2 separate regions of the Homo sapiens genome follow, and region 2 is linked to region 1. Evidence: chromatin loops called from intact Hi-C (ENCODE). Cell type or tissue: dorsolateral prefrontal cortex. All regions are shown on one strand. Links, peaks and the distances in the headings refer to the core of each region. The heading gives the core; the rest is flanking DNA.

Region 1 (8,341 bases), core at 50-8,049:
TCCTCCCACACTGAAAAAGCATCAAGTTGCTGGCATGCAGAACAATACTAAGAGGGGCTGGCTGGGATTTTTATTTTGGACTTCCTGTTCCAAAAAGGTTTGCTTCATTTTGGCATGGAGACAAAACACAACTACCCCCTTTAGCAAACACTATAAAACCATCTCCAGACAAAACCTCCCTTGGTGCTTTAATTGGGCAGCTGTAAGGAACCAGGTCCAGGTTTATGGTGAGGGCTTATGTGTAAGGATGAGGCACTCCAGGTCATTTGAGACACTGTGGGTTGTTTTGACTTTTTATTTTAGCTCTTGGTCTTATGAGTGAACACGGGGAGGGAGTAAGGGAGAGGAAATGCGGGGAGAGAGTGGCAAAAGAGAGAAGCAGAGGAAAGGGAGCTAATGGGGGTAGAGATGATGAAGATGGTGGCAAGAAGAATAAAGAAAACCACTGAGGGAGGAAGGGGAGAAAAAAAAGAAGTAGGGAGAAGGGAGAATTAGAGAAAGAGAGAGAAATAGAGGTGTGGATGAATTCAGAAATAGCGAGGGAAATCTTGCTCTTTGCAAAGAATTTTGGAATGGGGGACTCTGGGCTGTTGCATAATCATTTTGAGACAGGGTGGTCATGGGTGAGAAAAACTGGTAAAAAAATGTGAAAACTTTTCTTACATTTTGGCAGACCCAGGATAGAAAGAAATGAGGAATGTAAGTGGCAGAGCTGAGTTTTAAGCCCAAAGTGTCCTGGCTTCTTAATCCATCTTTCAAGCACATTCTCACCCATCCAGGCACCAGAGTATTCCTAGGGGCTGCTTTCCTTTAAAAGGGCATGGGATCACGACCTTTCTACTGACTCTGCTGAGTGCAGCAGGAAAGGGGATAGTTTGGTGGTCTCTATGGAAACTTAGGACACTGGGCTCTGCCTCTGTCGCTTGCCAGCTATGTTGCTTTGGGCAATTGCCTGACCTTTCTCAGCCTCAGCTCCCTCAGGTGTAAACTAGGGATAGTAATAGTACTAATTGGACAGTATTGTTCAGCATAGGAGAGTCCTTAGTGCATTGTTTTCTCCTGCTTTCTCTCGTAACTTTCCAGGAGAGTTCCCTGGGTGACTGTGGAGTCTATGGTTTCTTTCCTACACAGTCTGATTCTCTAGGCTTCCAGGAATAAGGTCTCTCTCCAGCACTGGGTTGGTACCTCCAGCTGGGCCCCAGCAACATGACACTGTCTCTTTGGTGACTATGAAGCTTTAGTCAGTCTTGGTTTAGCCATTGTAAAGGGGTCAGCGATTGTGATGGGGTTTCATGCCCAGAAGTTGATGCCACAGCAACTCTAGTCCCCTCTTGGCCCCTCGTAGTCCTCTATACTACTATTTTGTAGGCACTGGACATGCTAAAGAGCCTTGGTGGTCAGAATGAGGCTGGGCAGCTAGATTCCACCCTCTGCTCAGCCAGCGCAAGACGAAGTGCAGCCTGTGCTCTTGTTCACTGATGGTGAGATGAAATCAGTGAAGTAGATAACTTCCCCATGCCACAGTCAGAGCTGGTTTCTTCTTCTACACTTTGGACTTATTGCCGTTTTGGCTCACCATTCCTTAGTTCTAGTTGTTTGTTTGTTTGTTTTTGCCCTGAGTTGGAGCTTCTTATGGTCATGAAGCAGTGTGTCTCAGGTGATCATCAGGCAGAGAACAGAGAATTTGCACTGCCAGACAGAGGACACAGTGCCATGATCCCATGTAATCTTTTAAATTGGTTAGAGAGTCTCTAGACCAACATCCTCATTGTAAATTGCTTTCCTAATACTATCATTTACCAAACCACACCAGGGCCAGGCTCCATACTATAGATGTCTCATTATATCCTTACCACATTGCCCTTAGGTTGGCAGGAATGGACTGCTCCATTTTCAGTGCAGATACAGGGAGGCTCAGAGAAGTGAAGGCCCTTGCTCATAAATGGTGGAACCCGAACGGGGAAGATAGAAGTCCTCCAGAGTCACAGACCCAGAGCTCCCAGGCAGAGTCCTGTGGAATTCTGGGTGTTGGACACTTTCAGGTGAGTCAATGTGGATGATAGAAAAAGCTCCCTGGCCTTTGGCAGAGGTCAGAGTGGTGGCGATGGGCCCCTCTGCTGAGGTTAGCATGGGTAGGGATCCTGGCTTTGTCATTACTATACAGTAGTGGTGATGAATTTTAAGAAACATGCCAAAAGGAGAGTGGTAAGACCTCAGGCTGAGGTGACTTTTGTCATAGAATTCTAGAAATTTGGTTTCAACTGTTGCTTCTTAAGGGTAAAAAAGGAATAGATAAGCTTTCCCTTTCCTTGCAAATGTACCCCCTGGAGCTTCAGAGAGAGCTAGATTGCACTGCTGGGATAGCTAAGGAGGCTGCTTTGCCTCCTTTGCTTAACTGCTTCCCGGGGTCCAGGTGGCATGCCCCACACTAGGCATTGTAGCTGTCCTTTTCACAAAGAAGAAACAGAGAACAATATTATGTAGGAAGATATTTATTTTCTATACCTTTTGCCTGTCTGGGATGCTGGGTCTCTGCCAGGGCTGGAGAAATTAAGGGAGAATTGTGTTCTTGTATTCCCTAGGGCTATTTTATGTGCCCAGGCACTTGGCTCAGGCCTCTCTACAGCACTAATCAGTTTGCATTACAAGAGTCTGTTTCCAAGGTTGTCTCCGCCACTGTACTGTGAACTCCCACTGAGCCATGGGCCAAACCTGACTCATTGTTCTCTATGAGCACAGAACCTGCTGTGGGATAAGTTGGGAAGAAGGCATTTAGGACTGAGTTAGAAGATGGCATTACCTTGGTACCCTCATCACAATTTCAGATCTGGCCCTCCCCCTACAAATGCAGAAATACAGACCCAGCCATGAACCAGAGTTCCAGGGATGCAAATATGCCAAGGAGCTCCCAAGAGACAAAGGAACTGAATCAGTAAGTTAGTTTCACTATAGGAAATAGATCCCTTTAAACTCAGGGTGTTGGAATAGGCCAGGCCAGGACATTATCTCCCTGTCTCCCTGTGAACAAACCTGCAGTAGATAGCATAGGCCAGTGGTTCTCAGTCTTGAAGAGAATCAAAATCACCTGGAGGATTTGTTAGAACACAGATGGGTGGGCCCCACTCCTGAGTTTCTTCTGATTCAGTAGGTCTGGGATGGGGCCTGAGAATTTGCATTTCCAACATCTAATGCCATAGATCCAGGGACCTTCACTTTGAGAGTCGCCACTTTAGGTTAATATGGGGATTACGTAAGGAGGGGAACTTGGCTTCAGTGATCCCCAAAGGCTGGGGATCTCTGAAAAATCTGGACATTTGATCAGCTGAATATATATCACATTGCTCCTGCTCTTTTTTCACTTGTATCCTTCTTGCAAAACTAACCAAAGCAATAAAAAAATTCACAACAACAAAAATGATCCTAAACAATAATATCAAGCATCACAAAAAAGATAAGTAAGAACAAAGCTGTATCCTTGGTGTTGTAAAATGGTTTTGCATCGTATTTTTAGTTGGAAGTAACCCCAGCTCAAGACCAGAAACTCCTCTGGTATGGTCCAGGTGGGCTAGATCTTTGCCAGCAAGATCCCCAGCCCAAGGGCCTGGAGGTGGATCAGGTAGCTTGGCTGCTCAGAGGAAACCATGCCAGGAAGCTGGTGTGAGGATGAACCGCAATCCACACCTGTTTTCTCCTCAGCACAGCTGTCTCCTAAGGCATGGACACCTCACCATCTGTGCCTTTAACATGTGAAACACATTTTAAAATATACTATTTAATTTAAAATGATATTTGTCAGCTCGCTGCTGTGCCAGCTCCCTCTGCACAGAAGTGTTGCTGACAGAGCTTTAGTACAAAGAGAAGCAGGCCTGCAGGGTCAGCTGGCCAGGGACATAGAGGCTGGGCAACAGTGTGGAAGTTCATGGTGAAGCTGGCAAGCTTTTTATAGCCAGCAGTCATACCCTCACCTTGTCCTCCGAGACCTGGGACCCTCTAGAGGTCCAGGGTTACACAGTTTAAGGTATTGATGTTTCCGGAAGGAATGGCACCTTTGAAACTCTGTGAATTTCTCCATTCTTTCTCCTAACTGCAGTACAGATCCTGTGGGTAAATATTAATCAATCAATATGTCTACCTAAGAAAGCCCCTAATAACACATGAGCTACTATTGCTAAGACACATCCTCCCTGAAAGCTGTCCCAGTACTCCATCTCAGAGCTAGGATGCACCTTCTTCTTTCAAAGTCCATTTTATGCCTCTGTTCAGCCAGTTTGCTTCCCTCCGTTGTGGAAATTCAGAGGATTTTTCACAGCCTGGGTATGACAGACTTGTTCCCACTGTGCTATGAATTCATGCCTGCTCAGACTGCACCACCTTCCCATAAGGAGGTGTTAGGGGTGTCATCTGGGCTTTTAGCTCTGTTGTCAGCTTCGAAATAAATTGTAACCACAATTTGTAGCACAGGGAGGTGGTGAGGGAGGAATGGAGGGAGCAACAGAGAGATAGCTGAATTGTGGACAAATATGCTCTCTGATCAGTTTCTAGAAAAATCTTCCCAGGTAATTGTGTGCCTCAAGCCTAGGGTTGTTGTACATGGATTTTCTGCAAATTTTTATAGCTCATAGCCTAACTTACAGTTTGAAGGGAGAAGGGCCACCAGGTGGGGCTAAAGAGAGGCTTGTTTTGGATGAGGCAGAAGTCCACAGACTTATTTTGTTGTCTTGGAAAAGAGTTTACTTTTAATATCTTAAAATGAAAGTTAAGACCTAGTAAGTCTTTGCAGTTCATATTTCTTCTGCAGAAATGGTCCCTGCTTTTAAGAGTATTAAGCATTGTACCTTTAATCTCAAACCAACTCTATGCAACCTGCCTTCCTGCCTTCCCTCCTTCCTGCCTTCCTTCTCTCCCTTTGTCCCCCCTTCTTCCCTTCTTCCTCCTTTTCTTTCCTCCTTTTCTCCCTTCTTTTCTTACTTCTTTCTTTTCTTCCCTTTCCTTGCTCCTTCCCTCCCATCCTTCCATTTCTCTTTTTCCTCCTGCCCTACCGCCCCCTCATTCTGATGTAATGATTCATTTATCTGTTGAGACAATCCAATTTGCCTCCTTTCCACCAAGCACTATTTCAGGGAGTAGCTATGAATAAAACCCCTTGGATTCTGAAAGGAAGGGCAGAGCAGCTCACTGTCTCATGTCAGAGTTCACTGCTCTAGACTGATTAGCATTATTACTTCAGAGAAATGCCTTCAGCAAGATTCCAACTGGATATTTGTATAGCATTTTCCAGGGAGATATTAACAGTTCTCAGAATAATCTGGTAGTTTGATTTCACTGATGTACTTGTGATTTGTCCTTTTCTGAGAATTTGAACTTTTTTTTCCACTTTAAAACATAATAGAATAGTTTTACATGTCATGCTTTGAAATGTAAATATTTTCAAGTTCTGAGTGTACAGATAATAAATAATGCTCTAAAGTTTTAGATTAATTGGTAATTAATTTTTGCAAAGAGCTTTGAGATGGAAAGTGCTGCATTTCATCATGTCAAATTAGCATTGATTACAGAGATTTTTAAGTTTAACACCATGCAAATGCTGGCTTTTTCAGACTTATAAAATTGTATTTCTAGAACAAAGGGGTGCTTCTTTAGAATCTTACGTCAATTGTTGGATAGATGAGAGAATCAATGACCTTGATGAACATAGCAATCAGTCTGATAGCGCGTGCGCGCGCATGCGCACGTGCACACACACACACACACACACACACACACACACACACACACACTTGAGAATTTTGACTGCATTGGGAAAACAATTCTGCATCACATTATGGGCATTCTAGAGTGTGGAAAATGGCAATGAAAAGTGACTCATTGTGGCAGCCCACAAATCCACTCTTCCTCACACATTGAATGAGATAATACAATTAATTGAGCACATATGTTGATTCAGCCTTCAAAGGTTAAGAATAACCAGGCAAGAGCCATGGGAAGGCAGACAAGCCCTCAGGAAAGTACCTTACAAAGTGGTGACAATGAGCACAGACCATGATGCCTCATGGGGACAGCACCAGCTGTGGAATCACAGAAATAAGAATCACTATTCTCTCATCTGCCTACTGCCTACGTGACCCTGGGAACAGTTACCCAGCCTTCTTGAGTCTGTTTCCTCTCTGAAAGATGAGATCACAAGACCTATCTCGGGGCTGTTTTAAGTAAATGAGGTAAATGAACATAGCACTCAGCATAGTGCCTGGCACATTTTCCATACGTGTTATCCTATGGCTAATGATGCCTAGGGACACCCAGGGAAGGTTTCCTCAAATTGTCACAGGGGATGAGAACCCTTCAGGGTAAAAGTGTTTGAGACAGTAAAACACAATTTATCCAGCAATAAAAATAACACACTTGCATCCTGCTTTGGAGTTTACAAAGCACACAGTTATACCTTCATGGTGTCCTCACGACTTCCTTGTGAGATCAAGACAAGTAAAATTTTCCCAAAGCAGGGATGAGAAGGCTGAGTGATTTGTCCACCGGCAAACACAGCCTGAAATCCAGATCTTTTGATTCCAAGCCCAGTGCTATTCTGCTACATCCTTGCAGGTACCAATAGGCATCCCAGGGTGTAAAAGGAAGGAACCAGGGTCATCTTAGTCCTGGGGTAGAGAAATCATTTTCTCAGAGAGAGAGAGGACTGCCATATTTCTCGTTCTATGAGTAGTCAAAGAACCATTCTTTGGCACACACACACAGACACACAGATGCAGACAAACACACACACAGAGACACAGATATACACATCCATATTCCAGAAGACCCTGACAGCTAGTGAAGACCATTTACCAGGTGCCTATAATACATAAAATAAGGAAAATGTCATTTTCAAAGGCTAATCCCCACTTTTTTATGATGCAAACAAGAAATTCTGATTTTGAGCCTGGTAGAAGGAGGGAAAAACTTGCTTGGTGATTCTAGAAATGTGGCAGTGGCATGCTAATCTGGGTACAAAGGTTATGCACATTTTATTTTTCCCCCAGAGCTATCATCTTTCTCACAGCTTGTTTCCTTCTCTTTTTATGAAATGTTGCTGGTGAATGCAGAGGACTTTTATTTTGTTAAAAGGAGCTTTATTTGAGACATGTTTCCTTAACGACAGACTTTTTATATATAGAAACAGCACTGCCTGATATTTTTAAAACTTCTTCTGGAATCAAAATCTAAGTCACTTTATATTGGGTAAGTTCGGGGGTCGGTGAAAGGGGTCCACGACATCCTTTAATTACTGGGCTCCTAGACAACTGGGCTGCAAATTGCTTCACCAGTTCTCTTTGTGAATTCCATGCCTGCTACAGACCTGGCAGCAATCTGTACCAGGAAGGCTGGAGAGGATGCTGGCAGCTGTCACCTCATCTCTCATCACCTTCTAGTTCTTTCCTTCTCTCTTTCTCCTCCTTTTTCCTTTGCTTCCCTCTAGCTTAGCAGTTTAATAGCATACTAGGTTCTTCTCCATAAATAGATCCCAAGCTTGGCTGCATCACCAGTCACTTGGATAAGCTAATTAAAACTATAGATTCAGGGGCCTCATCCCAGATATTCTGAATTAGACCTGAGAGTCTGGATTTCTAAGCTTCTTCCCAGGTGATTCTAAGCCTGCCAGCCTGTCCTGTTCTTTGATCATATAAAGAACAACTTATTGACTGGGCACGGTGGCTCACGCCTATAATCCCAGCACTTTGGGAGGCCAAGGTGGGCGGATCACTTGAGGTCAGGAGTTCGAGACCAGCCTAGCCAACATGGTGAAACGCCATCTCTACTAAAAATACAAAAATCAGCCGGGCATGGTAGTGCGCGTCTGTAATCCCAGCTATTCAGGAGGCTGAGGCAGGAGAATCGCTTGAACTGGGGAGGCAGAGGTTGCAACAGAGCGAGATTCCATCTCAAAAAAGAACAAATTCCTTATTTATTCATTTATTTATTTTTGAGATAGGGTGTCACTCTGTTGCCCTGACTGGAGGGCAGTGGCATGATCACAGCTCACTGCAGCCTCAAACTCTTGGGCTTATGTGATCCTTTCACCTTAGCCTCTTGAGTAGCTGGGGCTACAGGTGTGTGCCACCACACATGGCTAATTTTTAAAAATTTTTTATAGAGACGGAGTCTTGCTTGTTGCTCAGACTGGTTTTGAACTCCTGGCCTCAAGTGATCCTCCCACCTCAGCCCCCTGAAGTGCTGGGATTACAAGTGTGAGCCACTGTGCCTGACCAAAAACAACTTTGTATTGCACAGAGCGTTGTTTGTATGTGAATACATCTGATCCTTGCAATTACCCCGTAGACAGATATAGAAG
Region 2 (8,341 bases), core at 316-8,315, 130 kb after region 1:
TGGAGACTGGATCTCTTCCTTGTCTCCTCCTGTCTCTTGTACTCAACATTTAATCAATCACCAAGTCCTATGAATATTCCTCCTTGATCTCTTTTAAAATTGTTCACCTCTATTTGTCCACATTACCACTATGTTAATTCTAGCCATCATAATTTTCTGCTGCAATTACTTTCAACATCTTTTTAAACAGATGAACTCTTACCATTTAACTGCCAGTGAAACAATTCTTGAAAACAATGTATGTACGTCAGTTTTGGGCTGTAGCACATAAATAATAAATTTATTATAAATGTCTTCCATGTGTATTACATGTAAATCCATTTTATAAGTTCATTAGATGAAATTTGTTATTTATAATGTCGTAATCTTCTTTATTTGACTTTGTTTCCTACTTGTTGATTATGGGAAGAGGTGTGTTAAAATCTCATGCTTTGGAATTATCTAATTCTTTGGGTAGTTCTATCAAATTTTGAGTTTTATATTCTGAGCCTATGTTTTTTAAGTGTATAAAAGTTTGAAATTGTGATATCTTCTTGGAAGGAGTATTGAGTTTTTAAAAATCATTATGAAGCAACCTCCTTGATAACAAATAATGCTTTCTACCTTAAATCTGATTTTGTGTGATACTGTTTTATGTGCTGATATTTGCTTAATACATTGTTTTTATACATTTAATTCACAGCTTTTCTTCACCCTCATGTTTTAGGTATATTTTTATCTAGTTTTACTATATGTTTTAACTGGTAGGGTTAGTCAATTTCCATTCACAGTGATTACTGATATATTTGGATTTATTCCCATTCTCTTATTTTACACTTTCCATTTGTCTAGCTTTAAATTTCTTTTTCCTTTGAATCAAGTGAGGTTCCCCCCACCCTCATGATTTCCTTAGTTTTCTTGAATTATTTTGGAGGTTTAAAATTCCATTTATTTTATTTAATTGGTACCTCTAAGTTTTTACCATGTATGTAATTTAATAAAGTCTAAAATAAATTTTAAAATTGCCTTTTTCCCCAAAATGTAGAAAATTTGAAATATTTAATTTTCAAATACTCTCCCAGAATCTATATATTTTTACCTAAAAACTTTTTTGTATTTTATTCACATTTTAACACGCAAAAGGGACATTGCTATCATTGTTTTTACAATTAAATGTGTTTAGATTTATCCACGTTTTAATTATTTTCTTTGCTCACTATTCATTAGTAGATCTCTAACCTTCCATTTGAAATTATTTTCTTCTTTCTTATTTCTAAAGAATATACTTTATTAAAAATATTATAAATATTACTAAAGTATATTCTTTAGGAATTATGTTATTAAATGTCTGTTGGAAGCTAACCCATGTTTTGTTTGTCCGTAACTGTCTTTATCTTACCTGCATTTAAAAAATATTGCCTTGATGGTTATAAAATTCCTCATTGACAGCTCTTTTATTTTAGTACTTTAAATGGATTCCACCATTACTACTGGGAGTCAGCCATCAGTCTAGATGTCATGACTCTGGAGGTAATCTGGTTTTCTCTGGGTACCTTTAAAGACTTTGTTTGTTTCTTGGTGTTTGGCAGATTCATTACATTGTGTCTTGGCATGGGGCTCTTTTTATTTATCCTAATTAATGATTAGAGAACTTATGTCTTTTATCAATTCTGTAAAATATTAAGTCATTAGCCCTTCAAATATTATCTATCTACCAGCCTATTATTTCCTTTTAAAATTCCAGTTAGGCATGTCTTAGGTCTCATTATCTCTGATTATACTTTTTATCTCTATGCTACATTGTAGGTTTTTTCATTTTGTTTTTTTTTTTTGGCATCTATCTTTCAATTGAGTAATTCTCTTGTCATTCTGGGACTATTTCTAGTTCAATAATTCATGCTTCAACTGGGTCTAATATGTGATTTAAACTACCTTCTGAGTTTTTATTTTCATTTATTGTATTTTTCATTTCTACAAGTTCTCTTTGAGTCTTTCAAATATGCTGGGTCATTTTGAGACATGATTTTAATGACATTTATTTCCTCAAATGTATTACACACATATGTTTTAGATTCTATGTGAATCTAATCATTCTAAAATCTGAAGATGCTGTGCTTTACTTTGCTCATTTGGCAAATAAAGATAAAGTAATTGTTACTCACTGGATTATTTTGAAGATTAAATGCTTCCATAAATATAAATTTCTTAAGACAAGTATCTAGCACACTACAGAGTAACCTATACAAGTGTTAGCTGTTTTTATTATTATTGCTGCTGTTATTGGTAGAATTGATTTTGTTGTTTACTGACCCCAAGTGGCTTATTTTTCTCATGTGTTAAGTAATTCTGATTGTGAGCTCATATCCCTTATTATCAAACATTATAAGTTGAAATTTCTTAAGGCTTGTATGTAACGTGCATTCCTCCAAAGAGGACTTGCATGAGCTCTTGCTGAGCCGTGGGGATACTACCAATCTTGATTAGTTTAAGTTAACTTTTGGCTTGGTTGTTTTTATGCCACATTGACAGTGTGAATTTTAGCTCCAATTTTGCCTGAGGGTTGGGTAGTGGTTATAAATTCTTAGGGGCGACTTGTTTCCCCTTTACTCAGAAACAAGGCTAAATGAGGCAAACTTCCTTACTGTCACTCTTTTTGAGATAGGTTCTTTGCTAGTTTGCCTGGTGGGGTTGTCACTCTTTAGGGCTCCAGGTTTTGTGGGTGTCACTGATTGCAGGTTTCTTTGTATGACGATCCTGTATCGTCAAGGCCATTCACTAGCTTAAGTGCTCACTCACTTTTGTGACTTCTTTTTTGGGGGGTCATTTTTGACTAATTTTCTTGCCATCTCACCCCTCCCTTAAAAATTTATTTTGAGCATTTTATCCAGAGTTTACAGGTGTTTTGAACCCAGAGATTTTTCCTGTAAAGGGTAGTACATACTTCAGGCTTTGTAGGCCATATAGTCTTTGTTATAACTATTAGTTTTACTGTTGCAGGACAAAAGCAGCCATAAACAATATGTAAACAAATGAGTATGACTGTGTTTCCATGAAACTTTATTTACACAACTAGGTGACAGACTAGATATGACCCATAGGCTTTAGTTTTCCAATCTCTGTTCTATAACATAGCTGAGATTAGAAGACACTGGAATAATATTTCTGAAAGTGTTGCTTTTAAGATTCTTAGCACTCACTGCTAAAGGGGAACCACCTTTGGTTACTGCCTGATTGAAACCTAACACTTTGCTTTCTTTTTTGCTTGGAACTGAAAATCCCATAGGAGAAAATCCAATAGGAGTTTCCAAGGAGACAGCCTGTGGGTTGGAGGGGTTGTGGTGGGGGTGAGATAGCACACAGCTAGAGTTGAGATGTGGGGAAAACTTGAATTGTTTGTTTGCCTTTCAGGTTCTTTTTGAGGGGAGTCTCTCTGATGCTTGGAATGAATCCTGCTGAATCAATGCTGATGCTTGGAGATCTTCAAGTCTTTTCCCTTTTTCCCATTGCTCATGATGTCTATATAACCTCCAAACATGCATCCCACTCCTCTGCCGAAAGACCATTTTTTTATATCTTCAGTGATGGTCTAGGCCAGGTTAATTGACTTTTCTTTTTTCTTAAGCCAACTAAAGTCCTCACCACAAATTAATGTTATGTTTTGACTGACTCATTGGGCCTGAACAATAATGTTATTTCTCGCAGTGCACTAAAAAGGGAGTAGAAAGGGAAAGGTGGATGTATTTCTTAATTTTCTGTAATCTAAGTACTGAAATCTCACTTTTACAACAAAGGCAGCTTTGATATAATTTTTGGAAACAAGCTTTCTGCTGAGCTGGTTGTGAAATCTCATTGGTTGGAGAGAATTCAAGTGCATGTCAGTGAGCACAGGTGCTGGAAGTTGTAGGTAAGGAGTCAGGAGTGCAGTCTACAGGTGCAGAAAAAAGATTTTCATGGAGACCCCCAGCTCTAAATGTAGTTGCTCAAAAGGTGGACTTTGCCATTCACTTATGTGAAGCCCTTTGAAAATCTGACATTTCTGTGGGCCTGTTAGTGGCGAGCCAGAGGGGCTTGCCAGCTTAGAGGTTAATTGTGCTAATTAACAGAAAGGACAGAGGCTTCAGAAAGTGCCTCTGTGGACTGGAAAATTTTCCCAATATTTCATTAGGGTGACTTTGAAAAGGTTGCAGGCAAATGGCACCTTTCACTTTAAAAATCTAAACCATGGCTTTTTAACCATTTTTAAAGTTTGAGTTTGAAAAGTCCACTTTTAGTGTTATTTAGAAACTCGTCCTATGGGAAGTCTGGAGGAAAGGAAAGACTACATTTTTAAGTGCATCATTCTCGCCTTTCATTCCTTTATGCTTAGCTTTTTATTTCTTGGCACTTATTTTAAAAGCCTTATTCTCTCCTCCTCCCAGTGCAAACCCACGCCATATCCCTGAATCTGTTGTGGAAGAACAGACTGGAAGACATCTGCCTCTTGCCTTATTTTTTTTAATTCCTCTAAATGATAGAGCCAAGTCTCCACACCAGAGCTCCCTCTCCCTGAACAAACCAAATGGTGGCTGTTGGCAGTGCATTGACAGCTTGTTAATGGAGGAATCCTTGACAGTGTGACAACCTGCCTGGGCTGCCGCGGGAAGCCAAATCCGCCCCCACACAAACCCGAGTAATTAACAGGTGGGGAAAAATAGCAAGTAACTGCTGCTGAGGAGAGGAAAAATAGTCAACCTAGTGAATTATGTATATTAAAGTATAATATCTCTTTTGCAATCCCTTTCCTAGTTCTTACTAGCAAGCTCTACTGGAAAGTGGTTTGACTTTGGAGTCAGGTGAGCCTGGATTTGAATCAAAGTTTGGCCACCTACTGGCTGTGTGTGACTTTGGGAAAATTCCCTTCACTGAACCTCCATTTGTGATCAGTACTGTGGTCAGATACTATTTGTGAAGGCACAATTATAGATGCCACTTATCGGTGTTCAATTGTCAAAACCTCTTTTTATGATGATGGATTTGCCAAATTGTTCTTGTAGTTCTGTCAAGTTTTGTTTTTTTTTAATATCGTGAGGTAATTTTTTGGTTCATTAAGTTTGAAATTGTTATTTCTACTTGGCGAATTGGGCCTTTTATCATTAGACAGTGACTTCCTTTTTCTCTAGTCATACTTTTCGTCTTGAAATTATTTTTTGTGATGTTATTTTATGTGCTGATATATATACACACACACACACACACATGCACACACAAACACATATATATATATTCCATTTATTTGATAGTATTTCTGTGCTTTTAGGTTTCATGAGGTTAGGGGTATAGGATGAAGGGTATAGAGAAGGGGAGGGCTCTGGTTACCTATTGCTTGGTTAAGGCGTCCACACTTGTTGGGCTGACTGTCTAGACATCCTCTCTCCCAGCTCCCTCAAACCCAAAATATATTTGCATGAATTCCAATAAAGAAATCTTCTCAGAGAAGCATGTGCTGGTACCACCCACACCAGCTGGAACATTTTTCTCTCAGCTCTGACCTACACTAGAAAATACGTGGAAGGAATTTTTCAAAACTTAGATCTGTAGCTCTTGATATAATACCAGGGGCTAAAATGAATTTAGGAGACATTCAAGGCTGTTTAAAATAGTTATTTTCAAGCTTTCTTCAGTCTTAGATCTCTTTGTGAATGTGATGAAAGCTCTGGACTCTTGCCTCAGGAAAAATGCAAAAACACAAGATTTTCAAACTTTAGCTGATCCTATTTTTATGTCCTAAAGTTCCGGAGGCTCCAGGTAAAAGGGCCGCTATTTAAATACTCATGTTGCAAACATTAAGGGATAAAAGGCAGGATGGAAAATTTAAACACATGCAAATATATTGGTCAGAATGGTGGACTGTGCAGTCCTGGCAGAAAATTTGCTGCCTATTCTTTTCTAGGGTGGGCTCAGATTTATCAGTGAGGCCATGCCCTGAGCAGAATTGCCCTGTGGCAAAGGAAACCTGAGCTGAGGACTAAATGAGAAAGTCCAGAACCGGTGAATGCACATGACCCCAGCTGAAAGTCTCTAGGAAACATCCCCCCAAGGAGGGCTTCATAACCCAGGGCTCACTGAAGAAAATTCCAATTGAAGATAAGCTGAGGAGAAAATATCACAAAACACTGAAAAACACCACTATGAGAGGTAAGTCTAGCAGATGCAACAAATAGAGCGTTCATGCCCAAGAAAGTAGAAGTAATAAAATCAGCTGAAAAAGTACTTTAATATAAGTATGTTGAAAATATTGAAAGTTTAAAAAAGGATAGAATCCATAAAAATGGAGATAATGGAAGAGGACGGAAAAACTTGGGGAAAAATAGCTAGTTTCAGAAACAAAAAATATTGGTATGGGTATGGAGGAAACTTTAAGGACACTTTAATCAGCAGACTACACAGGATTAAGAAGTGAATAAGTAAAACAGAAAGATTATCAGAGGAAGTCATCCAGAATACAGCAGAGATAGAAAAAGAGTTGAGGGCTAAGAAAGAGAAGTTGAAGAATGGAAGAATTTGAAATTTCACCCTAGACACACAGTAATGAAATTACAACATTCATGTATCATGGGAAAGTTCTAAAAGTTATCAGGCAGAAGAGACAGATTATTTTAAAAAGTCAGTATCAGACAAAAGGCAGACTGTTGTTATCAGTAATAGATACCAGGAAATAAACAGGAAATAAATAAAAATATCTGCAGGGCACTGAGGCAAAATTGTGTGAATACATATCTTACTAATGCAAATGATGCAAAAACCAAAACAAACCAAAACAAAAACTGAACACCTGCTGGAAATGTGTTCACGTTGAATTCATTCTGGTTGGTTAAATTTAAAAAGACGATTATTTTTATCTCAATATTTCTGTATTGTTCACATTCCGTGTAATAAACATGATTTACTTATGTAATAAAATGAATATTAAAAAAACAAATAATCTGAGTTGAAATTATAGGAACTTTGTTCATGTCTGTTCAAATTAAGCTCATTCTTTAAGGCTTAGCTCTAATAACATTAAACATTTTTATTAATATATAATGTTTGTACCTTTTCATGGTATAGATGTAGTATTTTGCTACATGCATAGAATATGTGATGATCAAGTCAGGGTATTTATAGTAATCATCTTGACTATTTATCATTCCTATGTGTTGGGAACATTTCAAGTCCCCTCTTCTAGCAGTTTTGAAATATATAATATATTTTAAAAATTATAGTCACCCCACTCTGCTATCAAATATTGGAACTTATTTCTTCTATTTAACTGTACGTTTGTACCCATTAACCAATCTTTCTTCATGCTCCCACTCCCAAATCTCCACACAGACACCCTCCCCAATATTGGGTAACTATCATTCTACATCTCCCTCCATGATAGCAAGTTTTCTATTTCCCACATATGAGTGAGAACATGCAATATTTGTCTTTTTGTGCCTAGCTTATTTCACTTAACATAATGACCTCCAGTTTCATCCATGTTGCTGCAAATGACAGGATTTCGTCTTTTTTTTATGGCCAAAGAGTATTCTACTGTGTATGTGTACCACCTTGTCTTTATTCTTTCATCCAAAGGTGGACACTTGGATTGATTCCATAATTTTGCTATTGTGAACAGTGCTGAAATAAACTTGAAGGTGCAAGTATCCCTTTAATATGCTGATTTCCTTTCCTTTGGATAAATACCTGGTAGAAGGATTACTGGATTTTCTGGTATTTCTGTTATTAGTTTATCTGAGAAATGTCTACACTGTTTTCCAGAATGGCTATAGAAATTTACATTCACACCAACAGTGTATAAGAGTTACATTTTCTACAGTATGGAGATTCCTTAAAGAGCTAAATGTAGATCTACTATTCAATCCAGCAATCTCACTACTGGGTATCTACCCAGATAAAAAGAAGTCATTATATGAAAAAGATACTTGCACATGTATATTTATAGCAGCACAATTCACAATTGCAAAGATGTGAAACCAACATAAGTGCCTATCAACTAATGAGTGGATAAAGAAAATGTGGTGCATAGACAGCATGGAATATCACTCAGCCATTAAAAGGAATGAAATCATGTCTTTTGCAGTAACTTGGATGGAGCTGGAGGCCATTATTCTAAGTGAAGCAACACAGGAGTGGAAACTCAAAAACCATGTGTTCTCACTTATAAGTGGGAGCTAAGCTATGAGTAAGCAAAGGCATACAGAGTGATATAATAAACTTTAGAGACTCCAAATGGGGAATGTGGGAGGCAGGCTAGGGATTGAAAAAAAAAAACCTACACATTAGGTTCAATGTACACTACTGAGGTGATGGGTGCACTAAAATCTCAGAATTCAACACT

What was found. Peaks named below come from ENCODE experiments on the same cell type or tissue, not always from the same donor. Only the 100,000 strongest peaks of a DNase experiment are listed, where the experiment ranks them.
Region 2: it touches region 1 in a loop (5-fold over the local background); 2 of 110 quality-filtered maps call a loop at or near these places.

Annotation. Positions count from the first base shown.
Region 1 is chr3:34,256,139-34,264,479 of GRCh38, forward strand. The region is part of intron 2 of LINC01811 (long intergenic non-protein coding RNA 1811); the gene reads left to right. Among named protein-coding and RNA genes, the nearest start is that of LINC01811, 100 kb to the left of the region's middle. In dorsolateral prefrontal cortex, for the core only: a CTCF peak has its summit at 4,659 (motif pointing right); DNase peaks (open chromatin) are centred at 3,793 and 4,653; H3K27ac peaks cover 7,140 bases.
Region 2 is chr3:34,383,504-34,391,844 of GRCh38, forward strand. The region is part of intron 6 of LINC01811 (long intergenic non-protein coding RNA 1811); the gene reads left to right. Among named protein-coding and RNA genes, the nearest start is that of LINC01811, 230 kb to the left of the region's middle. In dorsolateral prefrontal cortex, for the core only: no CTCF peak of the experiment used is centred there; a DNase peak (open chromatin) is centred at 4,578; H3K27ac peaks cover 1,928 bases.